2 separate regions of the Homo sapiens genome follow, and region 1 is linked to region 2. Evidence: read pairs that join two places in POLR2A ChIA-PET (ENCODE). Cell type or tissue: Panc1. All regions are shown on one strand. Each heading gives the region's core, and the rest is flanking DNA. Links, peaks and the distances in the headings are about the cores only. Region 1 has its middle 97 kb from the start of LINC01532. Region 2 has its middle 25 kb from the start of LINC01532.

What was found. Peaks named below come from ENCODE experiments on the same cell type or tissue, not always from the same donor. Only the 100,000 strongest peaks of a DNase experiment are listed, where the experiment ranks them.
Region 1: POLR2A ChIA-PET joins it to region 2 with 8 read pairs; 2 of 35 experiments call an interaction of 5 or more read pairs at or near these places.

What each region holds. Positions count from the first base shown.
Region 1 is chr19:29,097,076-29,102,449 of GRCh38, forward strand. No RefSeq gene overlaps it. Among named protein-coding and RNA genes, the nearest start is that of LINC01532, 97 kb to the left of the region's middle. In Panc1, for the core only: no CTCF peak of the experiment used is centred there; DNase peaks (open chromatin) are centred at 2,044 and 2,296; H3K27me3 peaks cover 590 bases.
Region 2 is chr19:29,024,739-29,030,112 of GRCh38, forward strand. No RefSeq gene overlaps it. Among named protein-coding and RNA genes, the nearest start is that of LINC01532, 25 kb to the left of the region's middle. In Panc1, for the core only: no CTCF peak of the experiment used is centred there; no DNase peak of the experiment used is centred there.

The DNA.
Region 1 (5,374 bases), core at 319-5,318, 73 kb after region 2:
CAAACCATCTTTGACATGTGCAGAAGCTTACTGTCCTCTGTTCTTGGTATGACTGGATGATGTAGGCAGAGCAGCCAGAGGCATGACCGTCAGCTTTCATTCCTCAAGAATGGGATTTTTCTTGTGCACTTCTCTTTTCTTATGCATAGTCCTCAATCACCTTGGCCCCAGAGCCTGCCCAGCCAGACTTAGCAGGACTGGGTCACCCAGTTCCCCGTGGCAGAAATGTCACAGTCATTCAGGAGCATCCACATTTGGGCTGGGATGACAACACAAATCCTGCAGTAATTTAACACCTGCTCTGCTTTTATGCTGTTATTAAAGAGTTTTAGCTTAAATATTTGAGGTGTGACTCTGCTCCCTCATGCAAATACGGGTGCAGAATTTCCCACCTGGCTCATTGATTGGTGGGATCTGAAATAGCCCCTTTATGGAAAATGGTAAATTTCTTATTACTGCCTAATGAATAAAGTGCATATGATCCAGCTGCAGCAGCTCCCCACTCCCCTCTCCTTCCCAGGGAAACTCATCCCATTGGTAATTGGGGGAATGTAAATGCTGCTTCATGGCTTAATTTTCAGATGTTTTGAAAGACAATATCTGCAGCAATAAAAGGCTCAAAGACATCTGAGATATGTTTTGTCTCTTGTCCTAATTATACTAATAAATAAATAGTATTTGTTTCCCTGCACTGTAAAATTAAATATCTTTCTGAATATCTCCCCTCCTATTTTAATGAGGAGAAAGATGCTCCCTTGATGAGAATGACACTGTAGATGAAAAACGAGAAAGAACAAAGAATGTTAACCATCTAAATACAATAACATGAGAAGAACTGTTTCCTAAGTTCTGAGTATGATCTCTGGGTGGGATATTCTCCTTCTCATCCTCTTTGTCTGGAGAAAATGTCTCTCAAATGTATGCTGTTTGGGATCTCTGTAAATTTGAGTCCTCAAGGGAATTACTGTTGCCTTACCTACAGATGGCACCTTGTGGGGTATCCTCGAACACTGCCAAGCCTTGGCACCCAGGAACCAAATCTCCTTGTAACTTCTGCGGAAATTGTGAGAACAGGGATCTTTCCATCTTACTTTCCACCGTCACCTGAGTGCCTAAAGCAGTGCTCAGCCTGTAACGGGTGCCCAGCTATGTCACATTTGTTTCAGGAGCACTCCTGTGGCCCTGCCAAGTCTCATGTTCAAGTTGGATCCCAGCGTTGGGAGTGGTGCCTGACGGGAGGTATCTGGGTCATGGCTGTGGATACCCCACGTGTGGCTTGGTGTGATTCTCACTCTTAGTTCCTGTGAGAAGTGGTCGCTGAAAAGAGCCTGGCACCTCTCCTTTCTTGCTCTCTTGCTCTGTGATCTCTGCAAATGTCGGCTCCCCCTTCACCTTCCCCTCTGAGTGGAAGCTTCCTAAGGCCACACCAGAAACAGATGCTGGCACCATGCTTCCTGTACAGCCTGCAGAACCATGAGCCAAATCAACCTCTTTTCTTTATAAATTACCCAGTTTCAGGTATTCCTTTATAGGAACATGGACTGAGACAAGCACAGATCCCAGGAACTGGGCAGATATCTGTTTTCCATAGGCTGATGGTTGAGGTCGCAGCTCTGCCCCTCACTGACCGGCAGGTTTGCAGCAAGCCTCATTCTCCATCTGTTAAATGGGGATAGTCCCAAAGAAAGACAGCTGTGACTGAATTATTTTTATTAAATTGTCTGCCCAGACCTCAGTCTCTCCAACCACGAAAGAGGGATGTAAGATGAGATAACCATGAAAGTCCATTGACCTCGGACACGGTGACACTAAATAAAATGTTCTTAGTACGCTGACTCAGAAACTCCTCAAACTAACTGCCAAAGTGCATGGGCTGATCCCCCTGCCCCCATGATGCTGCTGGCTGGAGGGCTGTCCTGAAGTCCAGTGGGCAGCCAAGGCCACGCCTGTGCCTGCACCACTGCCGGCCCTGCCCTACCACTCCTCTCTGGACTCATGTCCATATCACAGCTGATTGTGAAATCCAGCTCCAGCATGTTGTATTTGAGGAGCTTATTTCTCACTAACCACATTTGGCCCACAGGCAAGGCAATTAAGGGTGTTCATCCATTTACTAACCCCCCACCACCCCCTGCAGTGCCCCGAGAGTGGGAAGGTGGCAGAGCTGCTATGCTTCAGAGCAGGTTCCCTGTTTCCACTTCAGAGCCCACTTGGCACTGCTTGAAACGCCCTGGATGTTTGTTATGAAAGATTATTGGGAAGCAGTGTGACTGGGCATGCTGCACTGCTTACAACAGAATGGGAATGCACGCTGCCTGCCGCTGAGTGGGAGAGCCCCACCCAGCTCTGAGGCAAGTGTGACTCACAGCTCCCTGGCCTCTCCGATCCCATGGAGCTGAGGCCACTGGGCCTTGGTGAATGTTATATAATGTCTCACATGGAAGAACATGCCTACCGCCAAGGGCAGGGGTTCTAAGTCCCAGGGCCAGACAGGGACAGGGTGGTCCACACCCCTGCCTCCATGCTGCTGCTTTCTGAAAACATAGGCTGCAGAGGCTAGCATGTCTCTCAAGTCTGGAATCTTGGGTGGGCATCTCCAAATGTTCCTCTTCCTACTCAACAGGTCCAGAACTGGCCTTCAGATTCCCAGTAAGAGGATGTGTGAGGCTCTTGCAGGAGTTTGCAGCTACCTGTGAATTATCATGTCAAGAAGCAAATTTGTCATCCACTCTTGTGCTTTGCTGAGCCCTATCCTGGTGTTTGACTCAGATGCTGCTGTCCGCAGAAACTGGCCCATCTGTTGAAACTGGCCCAATTTTCCCATAGAACTGATGTTTGTGGGTTTTTTGAATAAATGTAGAAGTTGACCCTCCCAGTCTTCAAGCTTGAGAAATTTACATTTGTCCGATTTCCTTTTTCAGGAAGCTGACCATCAGGCTTTCCAGGTAGTGTCAGGGAGCTAAAGCTTTCCAGATAATTGTATCCAGGTGGTGAGGCCACCTGCTGCCTGTTATCAGCTCCTGTTTAAATGAACCCCTGACAATAGTCACTTAGGGAGATGGATTTGAGACTTGTCTCCCATCTTCTGGCTGGTGTCACCCACAACAAAGCCTTTCTTCCCTGGCAATACTGATTGTTTCAGTGATTGGCTTTCTGTGCAGCAAGTAACTGGATCTAGGCTGAATCCTAGGTGTGCAGCAACAATATGGGAGCCAAGAAAGCCCCCTTCAAGCCAGGTGTGACTTAGCAGCTCCTTCTCTTTGTGGCACTGTCTCTGCACTTCTCTGTCTTTCTCCATCCTTTTGAAGAAAAGGGGGAATAAATACCAAGAGAATCACAACCACTGCCTCCCTGCAGGAGATTCATCCCCCTACCTCCTACCTGAAGGTGTTTGCATGGAGCATGCGGTGGGGAGAGCTCTTTCCTGCCCATATGACCCCTTGTTCTTAGAATCCTGGAGATGATTCAATGAACTTTCTGTTTCCAGTGATAAAACTCAAAATAAACAGAATTAAGTGAAAAATTGGGCATTGGCCCCCAGTAAAAACACTGTATCTCCTTTCACTCCTGTCTCCCTGAAGGCCATCTTCTCTCAGCTTCTCCCTTTATGAAGTCTCCATCAGCCCTCTACCCTCGTTCCAGAATTGAGTTTCTTCTTGTCTGGTATGTTTACAGCCCCAGGCGTGGCTTACTTCCCCTGTCATTTTCCACTGTTGGCTAGAGAAGGGATAGCATGACCTTCTAGTCTGTGTTGCAGTCTGCCTTATTTCTTGTTTTCTTCAACTGTTCCAGAGCATCTAAAGTAAACGAGTCACATTTTATACTGCAAAAGACAATCTGCAGAAGCCCTCATTGGTGCATGGGAAGAAAATTATGTCATTGGGTTGACATAAAATATTCCTGTCCTTATGGGTCTTTCATGTTTCTGCATGTCTTGTGAGCAGAGGGACTGGCTGCCTTTGTTCAGAACAATCTTAAAAAGAATCACTGTATAGTGAACAGCCTTGGAAGGTAAAGAGAATGTCTCCCTCTAGAGCAAAGGCTAGGTTTGCTTACTGCCCAACATAAAAGATCCAGGTTCTCAAAGCTCAGAGCTCCTCTCCTGCAACACGTCCACTGAGTGTGCAGATGTCACCTGGCTTTTCCATCACCATGTGGGAGTCAGGGCTCAAGAAACTAGCACAAGAAAATGTTGATACTTGGGCTATTGCTATTTCTGTGAGTAATAAAGTTCTTTGTCTCTGACCTAGGAGTCTTTTGTCCTCTGCCAATGTCCATGAAATTGTGGCAGGCTAATTGTGATGTTGTAAAATATATATTTGGTCTTTGACACCATTTCCTGGCATACAACTCCTAAATTCCTTGGACTCTTCCAAGTGATGTCTTCTTGTATGCTAATGAATTGGCTGATGGCTGAGAGCTCCTATATAGCTTCAAGAGAGAAGCTGGTCATCAGAAAGACCAAGGCAGGATTAGAGTGTTGGGACTCCAGGAAGTGGGGAGGTGCTGAAGGTTAAGTTGATCACCAATGACCAGTGGTTTAGGCAATCATGCTTATGTAATGAAGCCCCTGTAAAAACCCATAAGAACAGAGTTCCTCTCCTAGTTCCTGGAAAACTTCCAGATAGACAAACACACAGAGGTTCCTGCAGGATGGTGCACCCCAGGTAGGGCATGGAAGCTCTCCATCCCTTTCCCCATACCTTACCCTACACATTTCTTCATCTGTATCCTTTGAAATATTCTTTATAATAAACTGGTAAATGTAAGTAAGTGTTCCTCTGAGTTCTGTGAACCATTCTAGCAGATTAATTGAACCCAAAGAGGAGGTCTTGGGAACCCCCAACTTGAAGCCAATTGGTCAGAAGTTGGGGTTTCCAAGGTCCCCTCTTTGGGTTCAATTAACCTGCTAGACTGGCTCACAGAATGCAGATAAACACTAATTTACATTTACCAGACTTTCTACTAGTGCCTGAAGTAGGGTGGGATGGTCTTTTGGGACTGAGCCCTCAACCTGTGGGATCTGATGTTATCTCCAGTTAGACAGTGTCAGAATTGAATTGGAAGACACCCAGCTGGTGTCTGATGCAGAATTGATTGCTTGCTTGGTGCATGGGAATAAAAAAATGCAACATTTTTCCACTGAATTCTTCTGTGTTGATTGTCATTGAGTGCAAGAATGTGAAAAACTTTGTGTTTTTTCTACTCACTAACTTATCTTGCAAGTAAGGTAAAATCTCATTACCTTCAGAGTTCCTGACAATTCTCTCTGCTAATGTAATTTTGGCTGTACAATGCTAAAAGCACATTTGTCCTCTGCCCAATCTTAGGTTATAGAATCTAACATAAATGATGACTTGCCCAACCAGTTCAC
Region 2 (5,374 bases), core at 66-5,065:
TGCACCCCACGCCAGCTGGGAATGGCTGAAACACTGGGCCAAAGCCACCAGTTCTCAAACGAGTTGACAGATGGAATCCTGTCTTTATTGATATCTGTCTAGTGAGGTCTTCCCTGAGACTGCTGTTTGAAGGCATAGGTGTGTCCCAAACGTGTCTGTGTGCCCTGCAGGGCCAGCTCAACCCCAGGCAGTGCTAAGGGCCAACACCTTGGGGCTGGGCGCCGTGTTGCATGTCTGTAATCCCAGTACTTTGGGAGGCCGAGGTTAGTGGATCCTTTGAACCAGGAGTTCAAGACCAGCCTGGGCAACATAGTGAGACCTCATCTCTACTAAATCAATAAACAAATAAAGGTGGTGCGTGCCTGAGTCCCAGCTACTCAGAAGGCTGAAGTGGGAGGTTTGCTTGAGCCCAGGAGGTCAGGAGGTTGAGGCTGCAGTGAGCCATGATCCACTACTGTAGTCCAGACTGGGTGACAGAACAAGATGCTGTCAAAAAAAAAAAAAAAACAAAACACCTTGGGTTTAGTTCCACTTTTACTGGACACAATCTCTCTAACACTATGTGTCCTCATCTGTAAAATGGGGTCAATCATCTCTTCTCTACTGGTCCCACAGTTGCTTGTCACGAATAAATGATAAGTTTTAGGAAAATAGTTGGTGAACTGTAAAATATTTCAAATCAAACATCCTACAGTATTTGTGTTGCTGTCAAAATACGACTATTACATTCCCCTGAGCAGAGATGTCTTACTTGGTTCCTCCCTCCTTGGTGGGAGCAGCCCCACCTTACCAAACGGGTTTCCCAGAAGGCTGTTACAGAAGGTCTCGGTGCAGGATGGGCTTGCTTCGGTCACAGTGGCATGGCAGCCCCACCACGGACATCAGCAGCCAAGCCTCCACCAGATGCTTTGACCAATGTTGCAGGCAATAGGAGGCACTAGGGAGGCATCAGCACACCCCAGCTTGGACTGTCTGTTTTTAAATAAAATAAACCCTGAGCCAGGCGTGGTGGCTGATGCCTGTAATCCCAGCATTTTGGGAGGCCGAGGCGGGGCAGATCACCTGAGGTCAGGAGTTCGAGACCAGCCTGGCTGACATGGTGAAACCCTGTCTTTACTAAAAATACAAAAATTAGCCGGGTCTGGTGGCGCATGCTTGTAGTCCTAACTACTTGGCAGGCTGAGACAGGAGAATCGCTTGAATCCGGGAGGCAGAGGTTGCAGTGAGCCGAGATCATGCCACTGCACTCCAGCCTAGGTGACAGAGCATGACTCAGTCTCAAAAAATAAATAAATAAATAAATAATAAATAAATAAACCTGCAAGGGATGCAGCATGTCAGGAACGGATATAATTTTAAGTGCTTCTAACTGAAATATGTAGATTGATAGCTGAATCACAAGGACATCTCAACATACATACGTTTATTCCCACACTTTCAACCGTGTACTCAACACACCTTTCCTCAGCCCACAGTGAGTCCGGTCTTCCCTCTGGGAAGCCGAGGCAGGGGTGCTCCAGGCTGCTCCACGGGAGATCGGGGGCTCCTCAGACCTCCCCTCCCCAGGCCTAGCGATTCAGTGTCCAGCTTCAGGTCAGGCCCGGCCCCACTCCCCACCTGTCTTTCTGTCTCTGTCTTTCTCTAGGGGTCAGGCGGAGCTCCACCAGTGTCTCCAACTCAGGTGCTGGAAACCAGTCACAGCACTGGGCTTGGTGACACCAGGCCAGGGACCTAGCAGACCCTGTGTAGAGCTGATTTCTTGCTCCTCTACACAGGGGGTGGGGCTGCTGCCCTTCAGCAGAGCCTCGGCTTTCATTTAAAGCCAGCAGTTTGAGCCCTGCCACAGGACATAGTCAGAGCTTTGCCGCAGCCTGCTGCTCCCGGGGAGGCTTCCCTGATTGCTGCAGCTTACACCACGCTCCCTGCTTCCTTTCTGCTTCTCAGTGGACACGGGTCAGCTCCCTCATCCTGCCTGGGGCGTCCTCAGCTCCTGGGCAAGGCCAGCAGCTGCTCTCCATGCCCACCGCAGGGGTGGGAACACAGAGGTATTTAGGTTGCGACTCAATTAGAATTTTTAGAAATCTCCCCCTAAGTATTTTCCAAGCTAGTGAAGAAACAGAAACCCATAACAACCACGAAGCAGCCGTGTGACAGCAGCACGCTATGGTACTGGAGCAAGGAGATCAGCCCTGTGCTCAACAGGATAAATTTTTTTTTTTTTTTTTTAAAGACGGAGTTTCACTCTTGTTGCCCAGGCTGGAGTATAATGGTGCGATCTCGGCTCACTGCAACCTCCGTCTCCTGGGTTCAAGCAATTTTCTAGCCTCAGCCTCCTGCGTAGCTGGGATTACAGGCGCCTGCCACTTAATTTTTATATTTTTAGTAGAGACAGGGTTTCGCCATATTGGCCAGGCTGGTCTCGATCTCCTGACCTCAGGTGCTTTGCCCACCTCAGCCTCCCAAAGTGCTGGGATCACAGGCGTGAGCCACAGTGCCCGGCCAACAGCATGAATTTTTAGGACCCTGCAGGAGGAAACTGTCTGGGGCGCAGAAATGGGTTCATTTCCACCCAGGAAGCTCAGCTGCCCAGGAAGGTCACAGAACTGCTCGTGCCTGCTAGACTGGGATAGGACAGAGCAGGGACAGAAGGTGAAGGGCAGATGCCTTGTGCATTTGGGAGGAGAACGGAGCTGAGAAGTAGGCAGTGGTGGCCACTTTCAGCCACAGCTTCACCAGGCTCTAACATCAGGGGGCACAGGCCTGGTGACAGCCCCAGGACCTCACCACCTGGGTCAACTACCCCTTGGCAATCTTCTCTAGGCTTTGTGGTCTTTGTGTCACTCTGTCTCCTCTGTGGATTTTTCATTATGGGCGTAACAATTACTGGATTGATGCGTCGCCTTTGAAAGCCTTGTTGGAAGCGTGTCGCTTTGGAGAAATGTGCTCAGGGGAAGCCTTGAACATGCATTATCCGCCCCCCAGGTAGGCAGGCCCCTGTCTTGAGAGCACACAGGGCATCTTCTCACTCCTTAGATCTCCTGAGAGGTGCCTGGCGCTGGGGTGTTATCAACCATGGTGATGTGATGGGAGAGGCGCACCAGGGAGTGCAGGGAAGAGCAGGCTGACTTCTGGCTCTACGAAGCTGGAGAACCCTGCTAGCATAGCACAAAGAGCGCCGGACTGGGTGCCAGGACAGCGGGTCCCAGGCTTGACTCTAGCTGCGTGTCATTTGGCATTGCTTCCTCTCTCAGTGTCCTCATTTGCATAATTAGGAGACAGAATATTTTTCCAAGAGTTGCTCATTCATTCATTTAAGAATATTGCAGAGGCCGGAAGTGGTGGCTCACGCCTGTAATCCCAACACTTTGGGAGGCCAAGGTGGGCGGATCACCTGAGGTTGGGAGCTGGATACCAGCCTGACCAACATGGAGAAACCCTGTCTCTACTAAAAATACAAAATTAGCTGGGTGTGGTGGCACATGCCTGTAATCCCAGCTACTCGGGAGGCTGAGGCAGGAGAATCGCTTGAACCTGGGAGGTGGAGGTTGCGGTGAGCTGAGATCGTGCCATTGCACTCCAGCCTGGGCAACAAGAGCAAAACTCTGTCTCAAAAAAAAGAAAAAAAAGACATGTCTGTAATTCCAACACTGTGGGAGGCCGAGGGGGCAGATCATTCGAGACCAGTCTGGCCAACATGCCAAAACCCCGCCTCTACTAAAAATACAACAATTAGTTGAGTGTGGTGGCACGCCCTTGTAATCCCAGCTACTCAGGAAGCTGAGGTAGGAGAATTGCTTGAACTTGGGAGGCAGATCGTACCACTGTAATGCATCTCCAAAAAAAAAAAAAAAAAAAAAGAAAGAAATTGAATATTCCTGGGCGCAGTGGCTCACGCCTGTAATCCCAACACTTTGGGAGGCCAAGGGGGAGGATCACTTGAGGCCAGGAGTTCGAGACCAGCCTGGCCAACGTGGTGAAACCTCGTCTCTACTAAAAATACAAAAATTAGCCAGGCATAGTGGTGCATGCCTGTAGTCCCAGCTACTCAGGAGGCTGAGGCAGGAGGATCATTCGAACCTGGAAGGCGGAGGTTGCAGTGAGCTGAGATCACACCACTGCACTCCAGCCTGGGGGACAGAGCGAGACTCCATTTATGAAAATAAAGAATATTTATTGAGTGCCTTTTATGTCCCAGGCACTAATCTGGGCATTTGAGCTACAGGAGTGAACCAAAGAACCCTAGTGCAGGAGCAGGGGAGTGCTCAAAATAAAACTTGAAGCAGGGTGGTCTGGAGAGGCCCCATTGGAAGACTGTCTCTTAGCGACTTTCTTTTCCTTCAACCCAGCAAGGCCAGGCCTGTGGGTGAAGAGTTGTTCATTTACAAATAGACTAGGCCAAGAAAATCTTACCCTCTTTGCAAGTGAAGATCAATAACTCATGAATTCAAAACTAGGTTTGTGAACAATGATGCTTATGTTAATTTAATTTTATCAGTAGGTTTAATAATGTCTTATTAATTCAATAGAAGGCTTTTTAAAAAAAATAATGAAAAGCTGCATTTGAATTAGTCTTGAACCAAGCAGGGCGCTGACCTTGGTCTCCCCTGACGATCCACAAATAAGGCTTTTTTGTGGACGAGTCGTGCCTGCTCCCTGCCATGCATGGTTCTTTCCATCCCGCCCCACACTGGTTTCTGGCATCTGGCTTCGCCTGTCTGATGCAATGCAGAGAAAGAGATCCAGAGGGAAACGTGGAAAGTGGGAGATGGGGTGGAATGTGTGGAGGGAGACTTACTCTCAAGGAAGCAGAAAGCAGCTTCTTCCCAGAATCTCTTTACAATTGGAGAGGCCCCATCAGCTGTGGGGAGGGAGGGCTGCTCACACCTGCCTGTGGGCAGCAGGTAGAATAAATTATTTCTAGAGGCTCTTTGAGCAACACTGGAGTGAAATTAGGCCACCTTCCACAATTCTAGGATCCTGCTGTCTACCCCCAGAGCCTGATCAAAACATTACTCCACCAATCCCACCAGGTCTTCCAGGGCTGTGGGGAGAAATGTCTTTGTTCCGGATAACCAGAGCTGTGCTACGGCACCTCTGCAGGATGGGGTAGCTCAGAGTTGGGGACCCCAGCTTCCTCTCTCTGGCAGGGTTGGTCTCTGGTTAGACGTGCTACTAGGGAGCTAGGCCACGTGGACATCACAGACAGGTGCAGGCATTTGGAGGAGAGGATCACAGCAGATTCCGGGAAGTTGGTGCCCTTGGGGCCTGGCCTGATCTTTCCTGTTAAGCTGTATTGTAGGCTGAGCACCAGCCAACTCCTTCTACTGCCCAAGAAGGGAAGGCTGGAGCCTTGGAAGTCTGCTCTAGATAGGCC